2 separate regions of the Homo sapiens genome follow, and region 2 is linked to region 1. Evidence: chromatin loops called from intact Hi-C (ENCODE). Cell type or tissue: OCI-LY7. All regions are shown on one strand. Links, peaks and the distances in the headings refer to the core of each region. The heading gives the core; the rest is flanking DNA.

Evidence for each region. Peaks named below come from ENCODE experiments on the same cell type or tissue, not always from the same donor. Only the 100,000 strongest peaks of a DNase experiment are listed, where the experiment ranks them.
Region 2: it touches region 1 in a loop (7-fold over the local background); 59 of 110 quality-filtered maps call a loop at or near these places.

Annotation. Positions count from the first base shown.
Region 1 is chr4:103,085,812-103,098,159 of GRCh38, reverse strand. It overlaps BDH2 (3-hydroxybutyrate dehydrogenase 2), which reads left to right. Exons shown (of 10, transcript NM_020139.4): 2 at 1,886-1,977; 3 at 2,879-2,957; 4 at 5,464-5,560; 5 at 6,875-6,983; 6 at 11,620-11,680. The coding sequence starts at 1,906. Among named protein-coding and RNA genes, the nearest start is that of BDH2, 7.8 kb to the left of the region's middle. In OCI-LY7, for the core only: CTCF peaks have their summits at 6,129 and 6,338 (motif pointing right); a DNase peak (open chromatin) is centred at 6,349; H3K4me3 peaks cover 680 bases; H3K27ac peaks cover 544 bases.
Region 2 is chr4:102,443,346-102,455,693 of GRCh38, reverse strand. It overlaps NFKB1-AS1 (NFKB1 antisense RNA 1), which reads left to right. Exons shown (of 5, transcript NR_136202.1): 2 at 5,627-5,763. Among named protein-coding and RNA genes, the nearest start is that of NFKB1, 52 kb to the left of the region's middle. RefSeq lists an enhancer at 8,143-8,222. In OCI-LY7, for the core only: CTCF peaks have their summits at 5,534 and 5,734 (motif pointing left); a DNase peak (open chromatin) is centred at 5,733.

The DNA.
Region 1 (12,348 bases), core at 1,345-9,344:
GCAGCCTCCTAATGGCACCCCATGCTCCTGCCCAGGTATGTTCTCCACAGCAGTCCTTCCAAAATACGAATCTGATCATTTCACACCCTTTCCATAAATCCTTCAGTGGCTGTTGCCTATAGGAGTAACTTGCCCTTCACCATGTGGACCTTGGACCAAGTGTGGAGGTTTGAAATGGAAGAGCATATTGGGTATAAAAAAAAAAAAGTTTGGCTAAAGAGAGAACTGAAATAAGTTCAAAGAGAAAGGACTAGGTAATATAAGCCCTTTAGGCAAGGCTATCAACCTGTACAAAATCAGGCAGATAATGGAACAGAGTGATTGTGTAGGCTAGTTTGCATGTACTGTAAGTTGGTTCATCAACACCATCCAACTCACTTTCTCCTATTCTTCACTTTATCAAAGCTGGAAACAAAAGTCTCAACTTCCAACCTCTTTGCAGCTAGGAGTGGCCAAGTAGCATAGATCTGGTGAATGAACTGCAGGTGGGAATTTCTGAGAAGGTTTCCTTCTTAAATAGAAAGGTGAGACCTCTCTGAAAGCCTTTTGGCTTTTGCTCCTCCCTTTCTTTTTGCCTGAAATGTGGATATGATGCCTTGGACAAAGCAGCCACTTTGTGAGTTCGTATGAGGTCAGAGGCACACATTAATGACAGAGCCCAGCAAGACTTGGAGCCTGTGTCCTTGAAGACAGCCTCATTTGATGGTCATTTGGCTCTTCTCCACCCCCAGCCTCACTACTAGCTCTTTCTCTCACTTTGTGATCTATAATCCAAGCACTGGTGAAATATCTCATGCACATGAGCCCCGGTGTCAGTGTTTCTCAATCATTTAGAAATTACTGATTATGCCTGTTAATGTGTTACTACTGCATGCTTAAACTTTATAAGAGGATCGGCAGCATTGTGGGCTGGACTGTTCACATAGCAAGAGTCTGGAAGTCTAAGTTTAGTTCTGGCTTTCCCATTGACTGGCTCTATGACATTGGGCATGTTTCAGCAGTTTCCTCATCTGTAAAATGGGAGTATTGGATGTGATTTGATTTTTCCATCCTTTTTTTTTTCGATGAATATCTGAGACCAACTATGAAATCTTTTCAAGAGAAAAAAAATCATAAGCAATTGATAGTGCAAACCTCAACAAAAGTTTATGGAAGAGAAATCAAGAAGCAGCCCTGAGTAGTAAGGACACAAATAATGTCATAGCAATGTGTGCAGGGGTCATGGAGAGAGTGATGGTGGTAGTGAGGAAACTCAGCACCAGAGGCTGTCCTCTCCAGGTACTGAAGGAAGGATAAGGTAGGTTAAAGTGCAATATCTGGGCTGGGCACAGTGGCTCAGGCCTGTAATCTCAGCACTTTGGAAGGCTGAGGCAGGTGGATTGCCTGAGGTCAGGAGTTTGAGACCAGTCTGGCCAACATGGTGAAAGCCCGTCTCTACAAAAAATACAGAAATTGGCTGGGCGTGGTGGCAGGCACCTGTAATCCCAGCTACTCAGGAGGCTGCGGCAGGAGAATTGCTTGAACCTAAAAGGCGGAGGTTGCAGTGAGCCGAGATCACTCCATTACACTCCAGCCTGGGTGACAAGAGTGAAACTCCATCTCATAAAAAAAAAAAAAAAAAAAAAAAATGGCCAATGTCTGTCACCAGTCATTACTTCAGTGGGTTATGGTAAATGTGTTTGATATACAAAGCTAGGTATGCAGAGTAAGCATTCTAGGAGAATTCAGATGATGGGACTACTTGCACAGAGGTGCTGTCTTCAAGTTCCTGAAGGAGCTCACTAAATTATTCTTAAAAGAGCACACTGAACTATTCATTCTAGATGTTACTGCCTGCTCAAGATCATGTTCTACAGTATAACCCATTAAACACACATGTCTTTAGATTAAACCACAGGTTCCATTATGGGTCGACTTGATGGGAAAGTCATCATCCTGACGGCCGCTGCTCAGGGGATTGGCCAAGCAGCTGCCTTAGTAAGTTATAAGTTACTATCTTTGTTGTTTGCCTACTAACTCTTGACATATTGAATTATGTGGACTGATGCCATGGTTGTTTACTTCTGCTCTGCTTTTTTATTTTTTTACTTTTGTGCTTCTGTTGTCTTAAGTTATAAAAATAAACAAATAAATAAATAGGTCCCTACTCCTGACCCCAGGCAGATGAAGGAATGAATACCTCATATTTAGTACATGACATCACTGATAACCATTGACTCTGAGAAACTTCTCTACTTCAGTTTCTCTGCATCATGATATATTCGCTACAGAGGGCAAACAGGGTTACACAGCTTTCTGAAATTGTGTCAGTTTAGATATATGACTCCAGAGTTATAAGACAGGTTACCTTGTTCTCCTGATTTATATCAATTTCTGTTACATTATGTACCCCACTTAAGCTAATATCGGCACCTTAAGTATAACAGTACCTTAAGTATAATGGCAGGGTATGGTTTGACATTTATGAAAGCACTAGCATACTCTTAGTAGGAAAAGTGTTGAAACAACCAATTTTTCTCTTATTATTTGGAGTTTAGTAACTCAAACTCAGAAATGATATATAGTCTCATTACAGAAGAGCAGTATTTTGAGAGTATTGAAAACAGCTGTCATTTTTTTAAGAACGTTATTTTGTTTGATATTACTTAAAGGGACTAAGTCAGATGACAAGCACAATGTATGTCACATTGTTCTAATTAATGATAAAAATAATAACAATGGAGAAGGGGTAAGACTAGATAGTTTAAAATTCTAGCTATCTTATAGGGAAAAGAACAATGAAAATAAGATAAAGGAGAAAAAGACCACATGATGTTCCATTCATGAGCACAGTTTATTCAAGTAAACAAAGGATTTATTTGTACTTTGTGTCTACTAGGCTTTTGCAAGAGAAGGTGCCAAAGTCATAGCCACAGACATTAATGAGTCCAAACTTCAGGAACTGGAAAAGTACCCGGGTAAGCAACTCAGCAGCTTGAATTTGGGATTCAGTGTCTGCAAGGTATTATAAAGCATGGCGCTCACATGTTGAAAGAAAATTCCCTAGCTACTGAGCTCCACTGCCGTGCTTTTTAGATTCTCTCTCTGATATGAAATCTATATTTTGTGAACCTATAGACAAAAATCTGTGACTTACATGCATAGAAAAATTTGAGGACGAATACTTAAAATCCTTTATTTAGCTAACACATTTGAGGGATTCAGTTCCTAATTACAAACTTACATGTGAAAATTTACTAGTTGTTAGGTTAACTTTTCATGACAGCTTTTCACTTCTGTGCCCTCCTCCTCTAGGATAGCCCTGTCCAATAGTAACATGTTGTGAGCTGCCTGTGTAATTTTAAATTTTCTAGTATCCACATTAAAAAAGTAAAAAGAATCAAGTGAAAATTAATTTAATAATATATTTTCTTTTATCCAATATATCTAAAATATAATCTCAACATGCACTCAAGTTAAAAAATTAATATTTTAATTTTTTCTTACTAAATTTTTTATTTAAATTATTAGAAGTTTCTTACAAACTTCAAACATTAATTTTCTCCTCTTTGCAGCTTTTCTCTTAATTTTCTCTTCTTTGAGGTATAATTGAGAAATAAAAATTGCATATATTCAAGATGTTCAACATGATGTTTTCATATATGTTGTAAAATACCTTGTGAAATGATTATCACAGTCAAGCTAATTAACATATCCATTACCTCATTTAGTTACCTCTGTGTGTATGTATGTGTGTGCTAAGAATACCTAGGATCTACCCTCTTAGCAAATTTCAAGTATACAATACATTATTAATAACTATAGTCACTGTACTGTATATTAAGTCTTATAACTGCAAGAGTGTACCCTTTGACCAACGTCTCAATATTTTCATACTAAATCTTTAAAATTCATGTGTATTTTACACTTGCAGCACATTTCATTTCAGACTAGCTGCATTTCAGGTGCTCAGTAGCCACATGTGGCTGGAGACAGCTTAGCTCTAAAATCACACATCATCATGAGAAACCCTAAGAGAGTACCCAGATTATTAGGTGTGTACCACCACTTCTTCACCCCACTGAACCAAACTCCAACACCAAAGGATTTTAATTGCAGTTTACCCAAAGAAATCAGAACAGAGAACCTATATGAAAGGTAACCCTTACAGCAAAATAGAACAGGTTACATAATCAAACAGCAATTAGTTCCTTGAATTAGTTAATTGAATTGGAATATGTTGAATTATAATTCAAACAAGTCAAAGTAAAGCTGCTGCACTGGGGAAGCACAAAGATAAGGAAATGTTTCTGAAACAAAATTTCAAGTCTTCCCTTTCTTTATGAATCTTTTATTTCTATATTCCCCCAAAATAAACCATATACATATTATTTATAATATATTATAAATTATAAAATATAATACACATTATAGATAATTATATATTATATGTATTATACATATATTATTATATATTATACATATACATATTAATACATTGTATATATTATAAATTATATTACTATATATTATATGTATTATTCATATATTATTATATATTATATGTATACATATTAATACATTGTATATATTATAAATTATATTACTATATGTTATAATATATATTATGCACATTATAAATAATATGTGTATATATTTATAATGATGACTGCTGCTTTTGTTAGACACTGTTTGGAGTTTCTCAGCAACTAGTGCAGTGTGTATCTCTCAGGTGCCCGCCATGCCAGATCTCTCATGTCTAGCCTTCAAGGGTGTCATCCCTTCTTCTGACCCTCTCATTTCTTCTCCTTGCAGTTTAGTCCAGAAATACATGTATTTGACTGGATACCCTTGACTAACAGAGTCATTTCTAATAAATAATGGAAATGACATAAAGGGGAAGCTCACAAATAGAAACAGTCTCTTATTCCAGAACACTTGCTCTTCTCCACCCCTCACTCAGACAAAATTCTGATTACTGTATAGGTACCAGCAACCCAGTCTCTGGCAGGGGAAGGATAGGGGAAGGACATCTTGAATATATGCAATTTTTATTTCTCAATTATACCTCAAAGAAGAGAAAATTAAGAGAAAAGCTGCAAAGAGGAGAAAATTAATGTTTGAAGTTTGTAAGAACTTCAAATGAGCCCATTTTCAGTTATTACTGCTGGCTTACTGAGAAACATCTAATGTACACCAGTCATTCTTTACTATAAAGCCATTGCTCAGAAAGGACCCTTATTATTCAACTTGGAAAATGGACAGAGAGGAAGGAAGAGGGACGGATGGGTTATTGGAGGAGTCAAGATGGACTTTAAGTTTACTAATGAGACTCTGAAGATTCTTAAGACCCTAGTAAGAAGGTCAGCAATCTATGAAGCCTAGCTGGATAGATGTTGCAATCTTCACACTTCACACTTCAAAACAGCTAAACCTTCAAGGCTAAACATTTTTAGGAATAGTGCCTCTTGTTTTATTTTTCAGGTATTCAAACTCGTGTCCTTGATGTCACAAAGAAGAAACAAATTGATCAGTTTGCCAATGAAGTTGAGAGACTTGATGTTCTCTTTAATGTTGCTGGGTAATTCATAACTTTTTAGTTTCACTTTCCTTACAGAAAGTTTTCTATGACTTTCATTCAAAGAATTTTCATAATGTGGCAAAATCATTCATTGTGAACCATGACATATTCCTTGGGAAATATGGCTAGATTTTACACAGCATTTTCATTACACATAAAATTCAGCAGGTAAGACAGCCTTAGAGTTTGACATGATCTGGGGCAAATGAGGTCTACTCAAGACAGATGGTACTGATACAAAGCTGTATTATGTGTTACAATGTATGGAAGTTAAATTAAAGCAATAATTTCTGATCATCTATTTTATAAATAGTCTTCCATCCTCATGTAAGAATACACCCAGAAACATGAAACAAATAGTTAGCAAAGTTAGTTTCTGAGCATCTATTAAATTTTCAGCCATGTAGGGGATGTAGAAATAATCATGTGGTTCCTGCTGTCATGAAACTGACATTCTGACTGAAATAGCAGAGCTTTGGTACATGGAAGTCACAGCCAACAATATTTTATAATGAATTACATAATTTGGGTCCAGAGGACCAAATCAGTAAGGGTTCCAGTGTTTTGGAAGCTTCCCTCAGAAAACGTAACTTGAAAAATAGTGAAAGCTACTTTACGGGTTTGTTTTGTTCTGCCTTAACGTCTCTCTTACAACAAACTAACATCTCTCAGTATGTTAGAACACTAGCAGTATCACTTTGCTGCTCTGAGATGTTCAGACACTTGTTTTCCTTGCAATTTTGATTTCCCTTGAGAATTCTAAATCTGTGCCACCTGAGGGCACTGTTGCTCTTGAAATAGGAATCACATAGGCAAATAGGGCAGATGTTTTTTCTCTCTCTCTTTTTTTTTTCTGAAACAGGGTTTGTCTTGGTTCCCCAGGCTAGAGGGCAGTGGAATGATCATAGCTCACTGCATCCTAAAACTCCTGGGCTCAAGTGGTCCTCTTGCCTCAGCCTTCAAAGTAGCTGAGGCTGCAGGTGTGTGCTACCATGCCTAGCCCTGTTCGCCTTTATTTGTTGTTTGTTTTTAATGGCATTGATGTTTCCAGCACAATTAATATAAAGCTTCTTATGTTCGGTGACCATACTTTTGTTTGGAAAACAAGGATCTTGTTTTCAGATGACATTTCTAGCTTAAGTTGTTGGGATTCTTACTAATATAATATACTAAGTGATACTATGAATTGTTTAAAGTCTTGATAAGGGAAAGAGACAGTGGTCTAAGTCACTAAGTGACAATAAAAATAATCAGCAGATGGAATAGAAAAATTTTAATGGCAGTTATTCTTCCATTGTTTAATCACTCTTCTAGTTTTGTCCATCATGGAACTGTCCTGGATTGTGAGGAGAAAGACTGGGACTTCTCGATGAATCTCAATGTGCGCAGCATGTACCTGATGATCAAGGCATTCCTTCCTAAAGTAAGACCACCACCACCACCACCAGGATAAGCACCACATTAGGTCTCTGTACTGGGCACACAGAAGGGATTCCCACATGTGCTGAAGAGTGATAATAACTAACACAATGATTAACTTGCATTGAACATTTATATCAAGGCATTTCACATAAATTAATCTATTTAACCTTCCAGCTCATCCACTCAAGGAATATTTATTAAGCACTTTCCACATGCCAGGCTCCATTCTAGGCACAGAAGACACATAAGTGAACTAAACAAAGTGCCTTCTATAAGGCAGGTTCCATTATTGGGGGTGAGATGGGACAATTAGTAATCAAATAGACATAGAATATGTGGCGTGGTTTTAAATATAATGAAGAGAAAGAAGCTAGGATATCAATGCGGCCCCTCTGGACTCCACCGCAAAGGTGAAACTGGCATAGCAGTCCAAGAAGTGAGACAGCTGATCATTCAGGTACCTTGGGAGATGATTCCAGGCAGAGGTAACAGCAGGGAGGCACACGAGACTGGAATGATCGTATGAGGTAGATACTATTATCTCATCCATTGTTCAGAAGATGAAACTGAGAGTTCAGACAACTTGCTCAAGGTCACCCAACTAGCACATGGTTAGAACCAAGATTTGAAGCCTGGACGTTGAGCCCCTTCGTGAATTTCAGTCTAGGCTCACACTCTCAAGAGGGATGTACCCCATTGCTTTTCTCTGCCCTGAAGCTTCTCCCTTCGCTCTTGTTTTGATCTGAACCACAGTGGTACTGGGCAGGTGAGAGACAGTGTGTGCTCAAGACAGCATTCCTCCTTGAATTCTCAAGCCTTCACACAACGCATCAATGTTTAAAATTTTATTTTATAAACTAGCATTAAGTACCTCTTGGTATAAATCACTATATAAAGTGTTCTAGGGGAGTATAAACATGAGCAGCGTACATCCCTGATTTCAAATGAGCTTATAAACCAGTAGTAGCAGACAGTGCAGGCTGAGACAATGAAAGGGGTTGACTGGGTACAGAGCCAGCTCAACTCAAGGTTGTAAATTGAACCTAGTGAAATGCAGAAGAACAACTTTTCCCTTCCATCCCAGCTGGATTTGATGTCCTGTCCATGTCTGGGCAGGAGAAGAGCTTTGTTAATGGCACAGCAGGGCTGATATTCTACTCTGAATATTCAACCTAATGTTAAGAAGGTTCCAGATGAACATTAACAGGAAAATTAGAGAAACTGACTTAGTAATGAAGGGACTTTGAAAAATCTACTTGTTTAGTGCTTAGAAGGGATTTTTGGGTGGGTCCACAGAATGTTGAACTAGCAAATTTTTATAACAAATTGTTTTTTTTAATGTAAGTTGATTTTTTAGCCTATTTGGAGTTTATGAGAAACTATAGTATTTGGAACACGAATGTATTTTTGAAGACAGATCCTTTGCATAGGTTACAGGGGTAGAGCAGAGACTGTGGTATAGGAGGAAAGCTTAGGTCATCGTGGGTAAGACTGTTGCACATGCATGAGACTCATTTGCAAAACCAGGCTCTAAAATGCTTTACAAATTTTAGTAAAGGAAGTAGGTGTGGAGTACAGTGGAGCTGAAATGTAAACTTGTGTTAATTTTTAAAATATACAAACATTAACTTGCAAACTAGTGAGTTTGCTTGTGATTTACAATATCTTAACAATTATCCATGTGGGCCAAAAACACAGATTTGTTTAAAAAAAAATCCCAAGAGATGTTAATGGCAGGAATATGGTATTAGTGCCTCTTGTTTAAAGTGACCTTGACAAAATCGAATCCTGGTCTTGGACTCTATCATCAGAAGTCCTTAGGTGCAGTCTGCGCCCTGCCCCTAATTGGCCATGTGCCATAGAGATGGCACTTGTACCCTCTCAGTACATATTTCTTTTAGCTAAAAAATGAGGATGATAGGTTACACAATCACTTCCAGCCATAATTATCTATGATCCTCTGTATCATTAACTATGACACACATATCCCATGTTAGAACTTTCCAGGGGAAGCTAGGATTTGGAGTCTAGGCAGCTCTGGAAGGTCAGCTGGTCAGAACATAGGAACACTCATAGGAAATTTTTATTCATGGATAGATACACAGGAAAGCATTCCAAGACTGGAAGATCAGTCAAAAGGCAGAGAACAAGTTGAAAATACTTTAAGAAGAGGTCAATGCAGAATCCAGGCTCCACCAGAAGAGAAGATCCATTAGGGCAAAGATTTGGGGATATCTTTGTTATTTGGGTTGGTTTGTTTGCTTGCTTTTTTCCCCCACCTTGCTGTGTCTTAGAAGAGTCTTCAGCGTATAGAGGTGCTCCACAAACATTTGTCAAATAAATAAATGAATCAAGGTTGTTAGTCCAGCAGGAACCACTGGAGACCCAAGTGGCCAGGTTCCACCAGGGTTAGGGGCTGAGCTCTGGCCAATGGAGACAGAAGGGCTGGGTCAGAGTAAGACTAACTAGATACAGCTCCAGGGACTCTTAAGGGGTATTTCTAGCCCCTACCTAAGCTTCTGGGAGGTCAATCCTAGATAGCAGTACTATGTACCAGGCACTTGACTTTATAGTCATGCCTGCCAGAGAAGGCTATTGCATGGGGAGCCAGGGAGAGCCTGACACCATGACGACAGCTCCTGACCTGGACTGGGAAGGCAGCATGGGAACAGGTACTGACTAGGGGCTCTAGAAGCAGCAGAGGGACCTCGGTTGAACTTGGTTGAATGGATAGTGCAAGTGTTAGGGGGCAGCACTAATGTAATGTCTCTTAGGTGGCTTTATTCTAAGGTTTTGCCTGAGATAATATTGCATTTCTAGAGAGGACTAGAGATTGAACCTACATAATAACCCATCTTTATGTATTAAATTGGGGTATATGTATTCTATATGTATTTTAAATGGGGAATGCTATTTGCTAAATTGGATAAGAAAGAACAATTTTAAGGCTTACTTTTCAACACCATTACACTTGACCAACATTCTTGACACTTTTTATGAGAACCCCATTTCATTATGATCCTCTTTATTATATAAAACACACAATTAAGTTAAACATTATTTTTTCCCCTGCTGTCTTCCTTAGCTTGGTTGGGTTACAGTCAGCCTCTCCTTGTATCCACTTACTCCATTCAGCATAGTGCCTTGGGGTTAGTTTAGATTCTGTTTTTAGGGGCAATTAGTAGCTAAATCTCAGAACAAAGTCAGAAGAATATCCTAAGAAATCAATCATCTTGGCCACACCAATCCTGGATCCATTCAATTATTTACTTTTTCCTTTCCTACACCTCTTTTTCTAAAAGCTGCTAAAGAAACTCGTCCCAACAGAAGTCATTTTTTTTCTCTGGCCCTTTACACTGCCTATTGAGACTTCTATGTACATGTTATAATTAGTAAAGTTTGAAAACATTTTTAAATTCATAGCAGTTTTCTTTATTATATATTTATTTAGCTATAGGACAGGGCCCAGCAATCTGTGTTTTAAACTAGCACCTCAGGAGATTCTGATTCATCAACATTTATTGACTGCCTACTGTGTACACTGTCTAGGAGGACAAAACAGCCAAAGACCCTCATCTTAATAAATTCACACTTTAGTGGGGGAATTCTGAAGAAGGTGTTCTTAGGAAACACTGCCCTAAATTGGTGAGGCCCACCATCCCTGCAGCAACCATCTACAAGGTCCTGCCCATCCTGCCTCAGCCCTCTCCTCCTCAGCTACCCATAGACATTTCTGCAGCTCCACCTTTATCACTCTTTCCTGAAGCCTGCATCAGCTTCCACTAGTCTCTGGGCACCACAGTAATCCTTGCAATCCCCAAGTCTGAACATGCCACTTCTCTGCTTTAAACCCTTCAGTGTCACTGCATCACCTTCAGGGTAAAACCCAGGTTCTAAATTCAGCCCTTGTTGACCTCTGCAGCCTCATTGCTTCCACACCCTGCATTCCAGCCAGACCCAGCCCCTCCTCCCAGTTCCCGATGGAACCTTTATACCTGTGTACCCACTCCTCAAAACATCCTTTTCTTTTATTTTTCTGACTAATACTCTAGTGTTCAAAATTCAGCCCATATCCTTCCTTCTCAGGAGGTCCCCTCTGAGTGTCGCCCAGCCTGAATTGCTCCCTTTCTGCCCTCACCCTGCTGTTAGATCTCTGTGGAGGTCTCTGCTGTGGCTGGATGTGGATTATGTGAGCCACTCTAACCAGACTGGTTGCCTCCTGTAGGCAGTAATCTCCTGGACCTAGCACAATACCTGGCCTCAGTAGGTATTCAAAAATTATGTGTTGAATGGAGTAAGTTTCCCAACATCAGTAACACACAATAACAACATTTATTCACATTTCATTTAAGTCAGCATTCACTCGTAGTCTTGCTGACATTCTTGTACCATGGGAAGGTGGTAATCCCCCTGGGAAATGCCAGTGAGTGCAGTCACATTGCCATCATTTCCCAGCAATAGTTGATGAGGTGTTTTGGGTTCACTGTTAAGACTGCTTAATAGTGCTTAATGTGACTAGCTAATACAGTAATTAAATTCATTCTGCAAACCCTAAGAAAATGCAAATCTTTTTAAAAGGTAGTATTTTAGCCCACAAAGTGGATTTTTTTTTTTTTGTATTTGTTTTGTTTTGGCAGATGCTTGCTCAGAAATCTGGCAATATTATCAACATGTCTTCTGTGGCTTCCAGCGTCAAAGGTGGGTCTGTCTCCTTCCGAGGACTGCGATGCTCATACACGCACATCATTAAGAGCTCTGCGTTTGGGAACAGGCATAGCAGAGATTATAATTTCAAGTATTGAAATGATTTCAAAACTGCTTTTTTCAAAATTGGTATTAAGTTCCTTAACCACAGATCTTTTGCTCTCGATGTGAGCCAGTGGTAAAATTAAATTAAAATGTGGGGTATTTTTGCCCTCCCTTTTATTCTTTCTAATGGACATGGAAATGAACATCAAACTGGGAGAAAGAACCATTTAACATTTAATTAATTTAAAATAGTGTATTGAGCACCGGTATGTGCTCTGGCCATAAAAGAATTCACAGTCCAAAACTAGGAGCAAGGCAGCAAACATCATCTTCTCCAGTGTGATGATATATAACAGAGGTTTGTACAAAGCGCTGTCAAAATACAGGGAAATAACTGCCTGTGAGTTTGTGGAATGCTTCACAAAGACAGTTGATCTGAGCCATCAGCAAGAAGTCAAGTTGAAGGACAAGGACAGCAGTACAAAATGTGGATTATGTCACAATCTGGCATAGTTGGATCTGTGAGTTTAAAATGAAATAGTTACTGCTGAGATACCATTTCTTCTCTTTGCAAGGATACACATATTCAACATACACAAGAGAGGAATGTAAAGAAG
Region 2 (12,348 bases), core at 1,991-9,990, 640 kb after region 1:
CATCTGCTAAGGAGATTGGTACAGACAGCAGAAATCATCAAGAGAATGGAAGAAAGACCCAGAAGGCATTTCAGAGATCTTCGGGGCTGCCCCTCCCATCGCAGGCTTGCAGGCCTGGGAGGGCAGAGTAGTACTGGGATACAGGTCCAGGGAGGGCTCCCTGCAGGTTTGTAGTAGGCTCCTTGCCTCTGACTCTGCGCCCCACACCAGGCACAGCTGAGCTGCAGCTGCAGAAGTTATAAACCTTGGCAGAGTCCACGTGGTACTAATTCTGCAGGCTTGCAGACAGCAAGAGCTATAAATGTTTGGCAGCCTCTACCCAGATTTCAGAGAATGTTATGGAAATCCTGGGGACCTAAGCAGAGACTTGTTACAGGGGCTGGAACCACCACAGAGAGACCCCAGTAGGCAACGCGCAGCTGAAATGTGGGGTTGAGGCACCGCAGAGAGTCCCCACCAGGGCAATGCCTAGTGGAGCCATGGTCACTGCAGAGAGTCCTCACTAGGATAAAGCCTAGTGGAGCTCTGGGACCAAGACTGCCACCATGACCTCAGAACTGTGAAGTCACCAGCAGTATGCAACATCTACTTAGGAAAGCTTCAGGCACTGGACTCCAATCCAAAGGAGCAGCGGCTGCACCCAGCAAAGCCATAGGAGTGCAGCTTCCTGAGGCCTTGAGGGCCCAACTCCTGCTCCAGCGTGTCCAGGAGGCAGTGTGTGAACTCAAAAGAGATTATTCTCCAGCTCTAAGATACAATGTCTGTCCTGCTGGGTTTTGGATTTGCTTGGGGCCTGTTATTCTTTTCTTTTTGCCTATTTCTCCCGTTTGGAATGGGAATGTTTGCCTTAATCCTATACTACCATTGTGTAGACTGTAGGCTTTGGGCTTTTGAGTTGGTGCTGCACCAAGTTAGGATTTGGGGGCTATAAGGATGGAGTGGGTGTATTTTGCATGTGAAAAAGAAATGAATTTGGGGGGCTGGGGTGGAATGCTAGGGCTTGAATGTTCCCCAGATTTCATGTGTTGGAAACTTAATTTTCAATGTATAATTTTCTATATTTATATATATTTTTTCTTTGAAAATTACTCTGTTTCAGTTATTCTATTATAAGCAACAGAAAAGAGACTAAGATATGCTGCATTCGAGTTTGTGACTAAAATTTAAACTCACTCTACTTCCTATTAACATTTGTGGGATGTGGTCAAAGGAGCTTGGGAAAGCAGAACTTTACTTTAACTCCAATTCCCCACCCCCAGCATTTCAGTCTTTGTCATGTAACAGGGCTTATGGAGCTGGTATAATATTTATTTTTAAAAGAAATATATCAATTTCATATCAAGTTTTTTTGGCTTTTGCATTCAGTTTAATAACTGTATTATAATATTTACAATATAATCTTGCTCTTCTGGCTATTCTAGCTCCTTTTCTTCCCAGGGCCTAGGAGAACTTTCCTTTTACTGACGTAAAACTTTATGGTCTAAACTGACTTACATGACTGTTCATTGTCTTGCTACAAAATCTTATATTTGGATGCAACTGTTGGTGATACCCCAGTTCTTCTTTTTCTTCTTCTTCTTTTTTATTTTGAGACAGGGTCTCGGTTTGTTGCTCAGGCTGTAGTGCAGCGGCCCCATCATGGCTCACTGTAGCCTCAACCTCCTGGGGGCAAGTGATCCTCCTGCCTCAGCCCCTCCCTGCTCCCCTTCCTGAAGTAGCTTAGACTACAGACATATGCATCACCATGCCTGGCTAATTTTTGTTTTGTCTTAGAGATAGGGTTTTGCCATGTTGGCCAGGCTGATCTTGAATTCCTGGGGCCAAACAATCTGCCCAGCTAGGCCTCCTAAAGCGATGGGATTACAAGCATGCACCACCATGACCTTTCCAGTTCTTTTTGCATTTATTTTGTAACCCAGGCAAGTAATTACTTAGGGAAGACTAAGTGAAAGTCATGTGTCTCAAAAAAGAATGAGGAAAACACATTGATAATTTAAAAATGCAATTGCCTGCTTACATAAATTATATATTGAAGTCTATGAATACATTTCCTCCCAAGTATATGTATTTTTATGTCCAACTTTTGGGCTCCCTCCCTCACTTGTGGTCTGAATTGTGGTGGAGGGTATTAGATACCTATTTTTATGTGTTTGAGGAATGTGTAAGTGTTCAGTGCCTACATTTTGAAGATAAGTGAAATTAATCGATTTACCAAATAGATGATGAGTTGAAGTATGTTTCCATCTTCTTCAGGACTGCCTGTATGGCTCAGGATGTGGAAGAAATTGCTAAATAGTCTATCCATCTCCCTTGACACCATCTTTAGTGAAAATTCCACCCCAAATTTGGCATAAAGTCTTCTGAGTTACAGAACTATTGCCAGTTTAAAAAAAATGACATTCATAGGTATTTTAATGGAAAGTTGGAGAGAAGCAACTTAGGCAAATCTAACCTGCTTCCTAAAAAGTCCCTAAAAAAAAAATCTCTCTTTAATTTCCTATTGTTACCAAATGTATTTTTCTCCCCTTGATTTCTAATAACTGACATAAGCAGGTTTTGCTTGCACTTCATGTTGCCACAAAATTGTATTATTCCATTTTTTTCTCTTGCTTTTCCAAATATTTGTGCCACCCTAAGCATTTTCTCCTTTTTCCAAGCTATACAGATTCATAGATATTGGTATCTTTTCTTAAGCCCGCTGTAGTTAAACCTGCATCATATTGAGCCAGATAGAATCTCATGAAACAGTCATATCAAACAATGAAACATATGGCTATATGCAATTCATAGTTTATTCTTATTTTTAGCAATATAGACTTTTTTTGCCTAAAAAGAAGGAAGACATCAAAAGCAAATATTTAAAAATTCTTATGTAAAGTATACATAGTAATCATCTATATGGATGTAGCAAATAACATTCTTAAAATTACAAATGTTTTTGATTGAATTCTTTAAATTTTCCCATCTGTCATATAAAAATGTTGGATTATATTATCTCTATGTACCTTTTCTAGCTCTAAATTTCCCATTTGAAACCTTAGTATTAGTAGAATTTGGTGGATTTTTTGAAAGCGGTTTGGGTCACAACATTACACATATTCTTTCCTAGGAAAGAATATGTGACAATTAACAAGTCTATTCTTCAGAATTTTGAATCATACCAAGCCACACATGATTCATTGTTCATCTTTTAGTTTACTGTAGATGAAGAATTCACAAGATTTTAAAAAAATGAATACATTATCCCAGAATAAATTTTGGTTTCTGAAGTTTTGATATCTGTTCTAATAATGAAAATAGTACACTGATCATGAGGTAGAATTTTATAGAAAAGGATAGTAGGGCTTTTAATGTATATATTCTCAAGTCTTAAAAGTGTATCTCAACAGGATAAATGCAGATCAACTTTTTAAAAAAAACTAAAAAAGAGTTTCTTTTATCTAATGTGTCCTAATTCATAATTTAAAAATAGTGATGCATATGTTGAATATCTTTCTAAGTAGGAATATAGGTAAAGAGACTGATTGATGATAAGGCGGGAAGCCTTTAAAACTGAACACTGAGCGGGGCTGTGGCAACTAGAATAATCACATTCATTGTGATTCTTATTCTTAGACTGAACTCTTAGAAAGGGCACTTCATTCCTGATTATCTGGCTGCCAGGTTCATCTGCTATGATTTCCGAGACATTTATGGCTGTTATATTTGTAATGATTTTCCTATGACAAAAGTATGAGAAGCAAAAATTGCACTGCTATTGGTTAGTGAAATAACAGCTGCCCCTGAGCAAATCTTTCTCAGCAGTGGGAATGGGTTAAAAAATGGAAATAGGACGGGCGTGGTGGCTCACGCCTGTAATCCCAGCACTTTGGGAGGCCGAGGTGGGCGGATCACGAGGTCAGGAGATCAAGACCATCCCGGCTAAAACGGTGAAACCCCGTCTCTATTAAAAATACAAAAAATTAGCCGGGCGTAGTGGTGGGCGCCTGTAGTCCCAGCTACTCGGGAGGCTGAGGCAGGAGAATGGCGTGAACCCGGGAGGCGGAGCCTGCAGTGAGCAGAGATTGTGCGGCTGCACTCCAGCCTGGGTGACAGAGCGAGACTCTGTCTCAGAAAAAAAAAAAAAAAAAGAAAGAAAGAAATATTTACTGAGTTTTCATACTCTGTAGTTGGCACCATACCAAACCCTTAGCAAATATAATGATGTGTGAAGGAAATTGTTTATAGAGACAGTTCTGGAACTACACTTTAGTCATATGCCTCTCAGTTAAAATCCAGGCTCTCCTTTGTCTTTCTCACTCTGTTCTTTGAAGATGCAGATAAGTTCTGTATATTCCCACTACTGAAGATTTTTTTTAAAAACTTTTATTTTAGGTTCAGGGGTACATGTGCAAGTTTCTTTTATAGATAAATTATGTGTCACAGGAGTTTGGTGTACAGATTATTTCATCACCCAGGTAATAAACATAGTACCTGATCCTTACCCTCCTCCCATCCTCCACCCTCAAGTAGGCCCCAGTGTCTATTGTTCCTTTCTTTGTGTCTATATTTAATCAACACTTAATTCCCACTTATAAGTGAGAACATGTGGTATTTGGTTTTCTGTTCCTGTGTTAGTTTGCTTAGGATACTGGCTTCCAGCTCCATCTAAGTTGCTGCAAAGGACATGGTCACGTTCTTTTTTATGGCTCTATAGTACTCCATAGTGTATATGTAGTACATTTTCTTTATGCAATCCACCGTTGATGGGCACTTAGGTTGATTCCATGTTTTTGCCCTTGTGAATAGTGCTATGAAGAACATATGCGTGCATGTGTCTTCATGGTAGAACAATTTATTTAACATATTCCTTTGGGTATATACTCAATAATGGGATTGCTGGGTCGAATGGCAATTCTGTTTTAAGTTATTTGAGAAATCGTCAAACTGCTTTCCACAATGTCCAAACTAATTTACATTCCCACCAAGAGTGTATAAACATTCCCTTTTCCCTGCAACCTCACTAGCATCTGTTATTTTTTGACTTTTTATCAATAGCCATTCTGACTGGTGTGTGATGGTATCTCATTGTGGTTTTGATTTGCATTTCTGTAATGATAAGTGATGTTGAGCATTTTTTCATATCCTTGTTGATCACAAGTATGTCTTTCGAAGTGTCTGTTCATGTCCTTTACCCACGTTTTAAAATGGAGTTGTTTGGTTTTTTTGCTTAAATTCCTTATAGATTCTGGATATTAGACCTTTTTCAGATGCATAGTTTGCAAATATTTTATCCCATTCCGTAGGTTGTCTGTTTATTCTGTTGATAGTTTCTTTTGCTGTTCAGAAGCACTTTATTTTAATTAGGTCCCATTTGTCAATTTTTGTTTTTGTTGCAATTGCTTTGGCGTCTTCATCATGAAATCTTTGCCGGATCCTATATCCGGAATAGTATTTCCTAGGTTATCTTCCAGGGTTTTTGTAGTTTTAGGTTTTTTAAGTCTTTAAATCCACCTTGAGTTAATTTTTGTATATGGCTACCCAAGATTTTAAGATTTAATAGAACACCAATGACACCAGATTTATTTTGCTTTCAAGTATAATATTGTGTTATAATATTGTCCCAATGCCTTTTTAATCCGAACAGACTCCTGCCACCTTATGCTTGTCACCAACCCTTCTCCTCCAAATCTGATACACCAGACTTTCTGAGAACCTGTGCTTTAATGAGTAAACTCACACAGCTGCAACAAATGCTGCCACCTCCTGGCATCTTTTAAAAAGGTAAAATCTGGTAAGCAAAGACTTGGTTCAGATGCTCTTTGTGAATATACATGGCCCTTCATGTACTTATTCTCCCTTCTTGCTGAGAGTTATCCATTTTTGGGGAAGCAAAATAATCTTGAGTAGGTCATCTGTTCTCTTAGTATGTCTAACCTGTTAGGATTTTGAAACTTTCTGGTGATTCTGTTTTGCCATTTAATATGCAGCAGGGCGGTAGTTCATGCTCATGAGGAAAAAAAAAGATGAACTCTTTGATGAGTATAAGTTTTTCTACTATCTGTACTATACATACAAATTTGAGGCAGAAGCCATGACATTCACCTGGAGAACTTGGCCACACTAAGCCAAAATTAAATGAAACATTTCTTGCCACTTTCCTATTTGCTTTAATTTTAATTGAAATGACCCAGTAACATTTGCAATAAGGTAGCTAGCTGCTGGTAAACTATGCCATGCATATGAAAACCTTTAAAATTTTATTACTAGTTCATATAAAATAGAGCAATGCTAATTCACTGGATTAAATTGCCAATTATTTTTAAAGTGTAAACAGGCCAGGCGCGGTGGCTCACGCCTGTAATCCCAGCACTTTGGGAGGCCAAGGCAGGTGGATCACGAGGTCAGGAGTTCAAGACCAGCCTGGCCAAGATGGCGAAACCCTGTCTCTACTAAAAATACAAAAATTAGCCGGGCGCGGTGGCAGGTGCCTGTAATCCCAGCTACTTGGGAGGCTGAAGCAGGAGAATTACTTGAACCTGGGCGGTGGAGGTTGCAGTGAGCCGAGATTACACCACTACACTCCAGCCTGGGCAGTAGAGTGAGATTTCATCTAAAAAAAAAAAAGTGTAAACAATCTGAATTGAGGCATTCTTAAAAATGTTACATCAAGAAAAACTTAACACGAGAAGCATGATTGATACATTTTGAATTGTGAATGACAAAAGTTCTTGTAAGCCCTGTGCTTATTACTTGCTTGAAAGAACAGTCGAAAGTAGATTGATCAAGGGTAGTTTTTTTTTTTTTTTTTTTTTTTTTTTTTTAAGACAGGGTCTCACTCTGTCATCCAGGCTGGAGTGCAGTGGCGCAATCTCAGCTCACTGCAACCTCCACCTTCTGGGCTCCAGTGATCCTCCCACCTCAGCCTCTTGAGTAGCTGGGACCACGGGAGCATGGCACCATGCCTGGCTAATTTTTGTATTTTTTTGTAGATATGGGGTTTTACCATGTTGTCCAGGCTGGACTCGAACTCCTTAGCTCAAGCGATCTGCTTACCTCAGCCTCCCAAGTGTACTTTTTGCTTTAGTTACTGTTGAATGTTTAGTACCCGCCATAAGGCCTAGCATATAGTAAGCTCAATGATGTTGATTGAATGAACAATTAATTCCTAACTCTTCTTCACATTAATTTATGAAATGGTGTTTAAACTTAACAGTGGATATAACCTTTACAATAAGCAAATGTGTTTTTGCTGGTCAAAGTGTGGTTCAGGGGTCAGCAGCATTGGCATCACCAAGGAGCTTGTGAGATTTACTGAATCTCAGGCTCTACCCCAGAAGTACTGAATCAGAATCTGCATTTTAATAAGATCCCCAGGTGATTCATATGCACGTTAGAGTCTCGGAAGCATGGCTTTAAAGGACATAAGCTGCCATTGTTATTTCCATTTTCCATGTAGCTATAGAATTTATTGTCCCATAGATTTCTGTTTTCCTAAATAAAATTATTCTGTGACCAGACTTCTCACTACTTTCTGACTGAGTCTATGCAAAATAAATTTTTCACATCTTTGTTTCCTTCTTTCTTTTCTAAGGTTGCTCAGGCTTAGAAACTGTGTGAATTCCTACTCCTGAGCTGTGAATCAGGGGGCTTTTTTTTTTTTGGAGACGGAGTTTTTGCTCTTGTTGCACAGGGTGGAGTGCAATGGTGTGGTCTCAGCTCACTGCAACCTCCGCCTCCTGGGTTCAAACAACTCTCCTGTCTCAGCCTCCTGAGTAGCTGGGATTACAGGCGCCTGCCACCACACCTGGCTAATTTTTTGTGTTTTTAGTAGAGATGGGGTTTCATCATGTTGGCCAGGCTGGACTTGAACTCCTGACCTCAGGTGATCCACCCGCTTCGGCCTCACAAATGGCATGGTGGCTCACGCCTGTAATCAGAGGGCTTTTTATAAAGGAAACTCCCTTCTAGGGGTCCTTGATTAAAAACTTTTTAAATGATTGAACCAGTGGTTGGCTATGAAGACATTGCTGCTTATACAGTTTTCTTCTTTAAAAGTGTGTTTGTCGCGGTGCAGACTCAGCACTTAAGGGAAGACTTCCTGCCACAAAATATTTGTAACTGCTCCTGAAAGAGAAAGCAATTATCACAGTTCAGTTAGGTCTTAAAACAAAACAAAAACAAACGTTTTACTGAGATCACCCATGTGTAAATTTATGAAGGGGTTGGATCACTTGTTAATTTTATTTTTATCTGCTTTTCACTTAATTGTTGTTAACTCAACAGCATATTTTTTATTAGAACATTTTGGCTATTTTTAACGTGCCGAAAGTTATTAAGATTTTTAGTACAGAAAAGCACTTACTGTGGTTGTTAATTATTCTACTCATCGTAATGAGATGCTTACCTAAAGTAGGTATCTTCAAAGTCAACTCTCGCATCCAAAGCACTGGGCTTGTGCAGCGTGTGTACCAGCTGCGGGGGAACTGCAGGTATGCCTGGGATCAGATGATTCTTTGCCTGAGGAGAGGTCCATATATAGGCCTTGAGGCTAATGGCAAGAGAAAGAAAATGCATTTGGAAAAAATAAACTGCCACCACAGGTGCAAGCCTCCATCTTGATACTTTTCACTCTTTGTAGAAATTGTTTGCTAGAAGGTTGTAAAAAGTCACGGAAAAAGCCTGGGAGTTTGGACTCAGACAGATTCAGGTTCTGTGACATCATGAGTACTCTCAGAACGCCATTCTTTTTTTTTTTTTTTTTTTTTTTTTTTTAGTAGTAAGAGTTTTGAGCCTTGGTATATTTATTATCTTGTGGTTATTATTTTGTGGTATATTTATTTACTGGTTTATTATTTTCTTTTCTTATGAAAATATAACTAGTGAGGACAAGTGACTTTTTGGTTTATATGCCTGTGTCTAGCATACTGCCTTGCATGTACTAAGTGGTCACTGTAGATGACTGCATAAATGAACTGGTGTTTAGGTGTGTACTAATAGTTCAGGCACTACATGTTAATTCATTCTCATGGTATCCTTGTAATGTAACAATAATTAACACTTACTGTTACAGACAATGTTCTAGATTCTCAGTGCTTTACATTTATTAACTCATCTGATGGTTTTAACAACCATTTGATGCTTGAAAGTAGGTATTAGTGTTATAATTTTCATTTGCTGATGAGGAAACTGAGGAACAAAAAGGTGAAGTAAGTTGCCCAAGTTAACACCCATAGACAAGTAAGCTAGATTTTGAACCAGGTGGTTTGGCTTCAATATCTATGTCCTTAACCACCCATATAGAGTGGTTCATCAGTGTTCCCTTTTGTGGGTAAGGAAGTCAAGGTTTAAATAATTCTCCATAATCACACTTTTGAAAGTTGGCAAAGCAGGGAACTGGGCCTGGGATACCCATGTACAGGCTAGAGTTCTTTCCATGATATCACAGTTCTAGACATTTCATTATGATCCTGGAGACATAGATTTCCAAGGAGAGACAATGTGTGTCTCCATTGCCAAAAAGGTCAAGAACACTCATCATGAGAGGTATAGTAAAAACAAAATAAAATTTCCCTATACTTCAGCAAGGACCTTTTACATATAAGCCAGTAATATTCTTTGTAGTTCCGGTCAACACATCTTAAAAAAAATGTGTAAAGATGTTAGGGAAAGTCTAACAATTACATGGAAAAAGGACAGCAGAGCTGCTGTGTAAGGGCATATTAGCAAATGAGTGAGCTTCAACTTAGGAAGACAAGGACTGACAATAAATTTGAACTTGCCTGACATCTAAGAATGACAAAGTATATTACTGGCTTTTAAAGTAACCCCAAAGAACCAATGAAGCGTAAAATATTTAAGTTTTTAGAGTTTGGGATAAATACAAAGTTTTAGAGGTTGGATTGTGAGCTAATGGAAGTTCCTAGAGCAGTTGGAATGAATTTATGAATGTGTTTTTAAGGTTTTAGATAAGTAAATGGAAACATCACTAATGTGTCATTGCGGAAAATTTGGCTTTATTGTTTGTTTCTTAATTTTTTTACAAAAATTATTATGTTTTTTATAGAGATGGGGGTCTCACTATATTGCCCAGGCTGGTCTTGAACTTCTGAGCTCAAGGGATCCTCCCACCTTGGCCTCCTGAAGAGCTGGAATTACAAGCCTGAGCCACTATGCCCGGCCTATTGTTTCTTTCTTGTCCTTGAGATAGACATCTAAGAACTTGGTGTCTGGAATCAAAGGGTCTGAGTTTGAAACTTAGCTCTGCCCCTTACTTGTTATGTGACCTTGAGCAAAGTTTTTAACTTCTTGGTTCCTCAGTTTCTTCATCTGTACAATGGGATACTGATGATGCTCACTTCGTAGGTTTAGAGAGAATTAATTGAGTTAATTTTAAATGAAATTTAATTACATTTTAAGCACATGAAAATGCTTAAAACAGAGACCAGCATATTGCCAGGGCTCAATAAAGGTTGGCTGTTATAATTAGCTATTGTGACTGCACAGGATGGATGGCATGAACTGCCTGCCCTTTGTCCAAGTTAGTAGTTCTCTGTTTTAGGAAAATAATGCAGAGGTATTTCAGTGAAAGAACAGGGAAATATTGTTCTCCATACCATGGGCACTTCACTGTGGAATCCTCTAGTGATAGTGTTCGAGTTATCTGTGTGGGGTAAACTGCGTTGTTATAACTGTTTCCAATTGTTTGCATTTTCTAAGAGAAAACTGGAAAACGTTGCATCTGGCAAAGATAGTGAGAGCTATCTTATTAAACCTGCGTCTGCTGTGCTGCTTCAAGTGATTATATATAAGGCACATGGGAAGGAAGCTGAATGAAGAAAATGACTAGATAAATACCTAGTAAATGGTTCAAAGGCTGGGCAGAAAAATAAACTGTGACTGAGGAGTTACCTTGCTCCTGATTGGGTCAGTTAGAAAAAAACAAACATGCAGACTATTAATATCAGGAAATTGATTCTCTTGCATGTAGCAGTGGTCTAGATTTTACTGGAACAAATGGTTAGAAAGTGGAAACCATTTCATATAAGATAAACTCCAGAGTGTACTTCAGACAACAAAGAGAACAAGAATGCCTGACCTCTGTTACAGAAGCTGCAACTCCAAAATAACTTCAAAAGCACTGTAAGTTTAATGAGGAAAACATCCAATTTTGTTCATAAAACAAAAAAATTGGATGATTGTGCTTACACCTTTTCTTTTCTGAATGGCTGAAGAATTCTGTATACTTACATATATTATGAATTGATCAAAAAAGGCTGTGAAAAATTGGACAAACTCATACTGTCACGTATTTGTACTGCAAATAGGCTCAATTCTTTCAAAAATCCATTGATACTGTGTAACAAAAATTATGAAAATGCTTCATACATGTTCACTGAATTGTATTACTAGACATTTGTTTTAATCAAAAAAATTTTTTTCTCTCTCAACGAAGACTCCCTCCTTGACCAAATTTTAGTTATGCTTTTGAGTCCTCTTCTCAACTAGCTCTGACCTTGGCTTCCTGTATGCGTGTCCTGTTCTTGCATAGCCCAGTTCAGTAAAAATCTGTGCCCTCCCCCTGTCCCACTCATATTGGGTCACCCTTGATATGTGACCAAGTTCATCCCCTACCTTTGATTTATAAGTCCTTGGCCCACCTTTAGCAAGAATCCTGTTAGGTCAGTTTAGTAAGAATCCTCCTACCTTGATGTCTCCTCTTAGTAATTTTCCATCCACTGATCCCCTCACTCTGTTCCTTGGCTATAAATAGTCTTGAATAAAGTCTTCCTTACTGGCTTAATGAGTGCCAGAATAATTACACACACACACAAACACACGATTATATAATTCTCTTTCTCTGATATATATACATATATTGGAGAGAGAACTAAAAGTGCAGTCTAAATATTTAGTAGGAGGAGATTGACTAAATGAATTAAAAATTACAATCTCTGAAATAGTATGCTGGCATTAATAGTCATCGACAATAGTATGCTGGCATTAATAGTCATCAACTTTCATAGAATGCCATTCTCCATACTGTACTAAGTGCTTTACGTGCTGGGCCTCCGAAGGAACTGAAAGCTACCAGGAACCTAAAGCAGCAGTGCTCTCCATCTCATGTTGTGCTTCATTCTTCCCTTCAGCAGTGGCTTCCTCTGCTCCTCAGATCTCATGGCAGATAACATGGCAGCTGCAAATTTTTATTGAGGAGTAGACTCTTCTCCTTTTCTCTCCAGAAGGAAGCAGTATTGAAGGTGTAAGAGCCAAGGTAAAACTCTTCCTTTGCCCTCTGAAGGTTTGCTGAACAATCGACTGACGAAAGGCAGATTAATAGGAGAAATGGCATCCAAATTTATTAGTGTG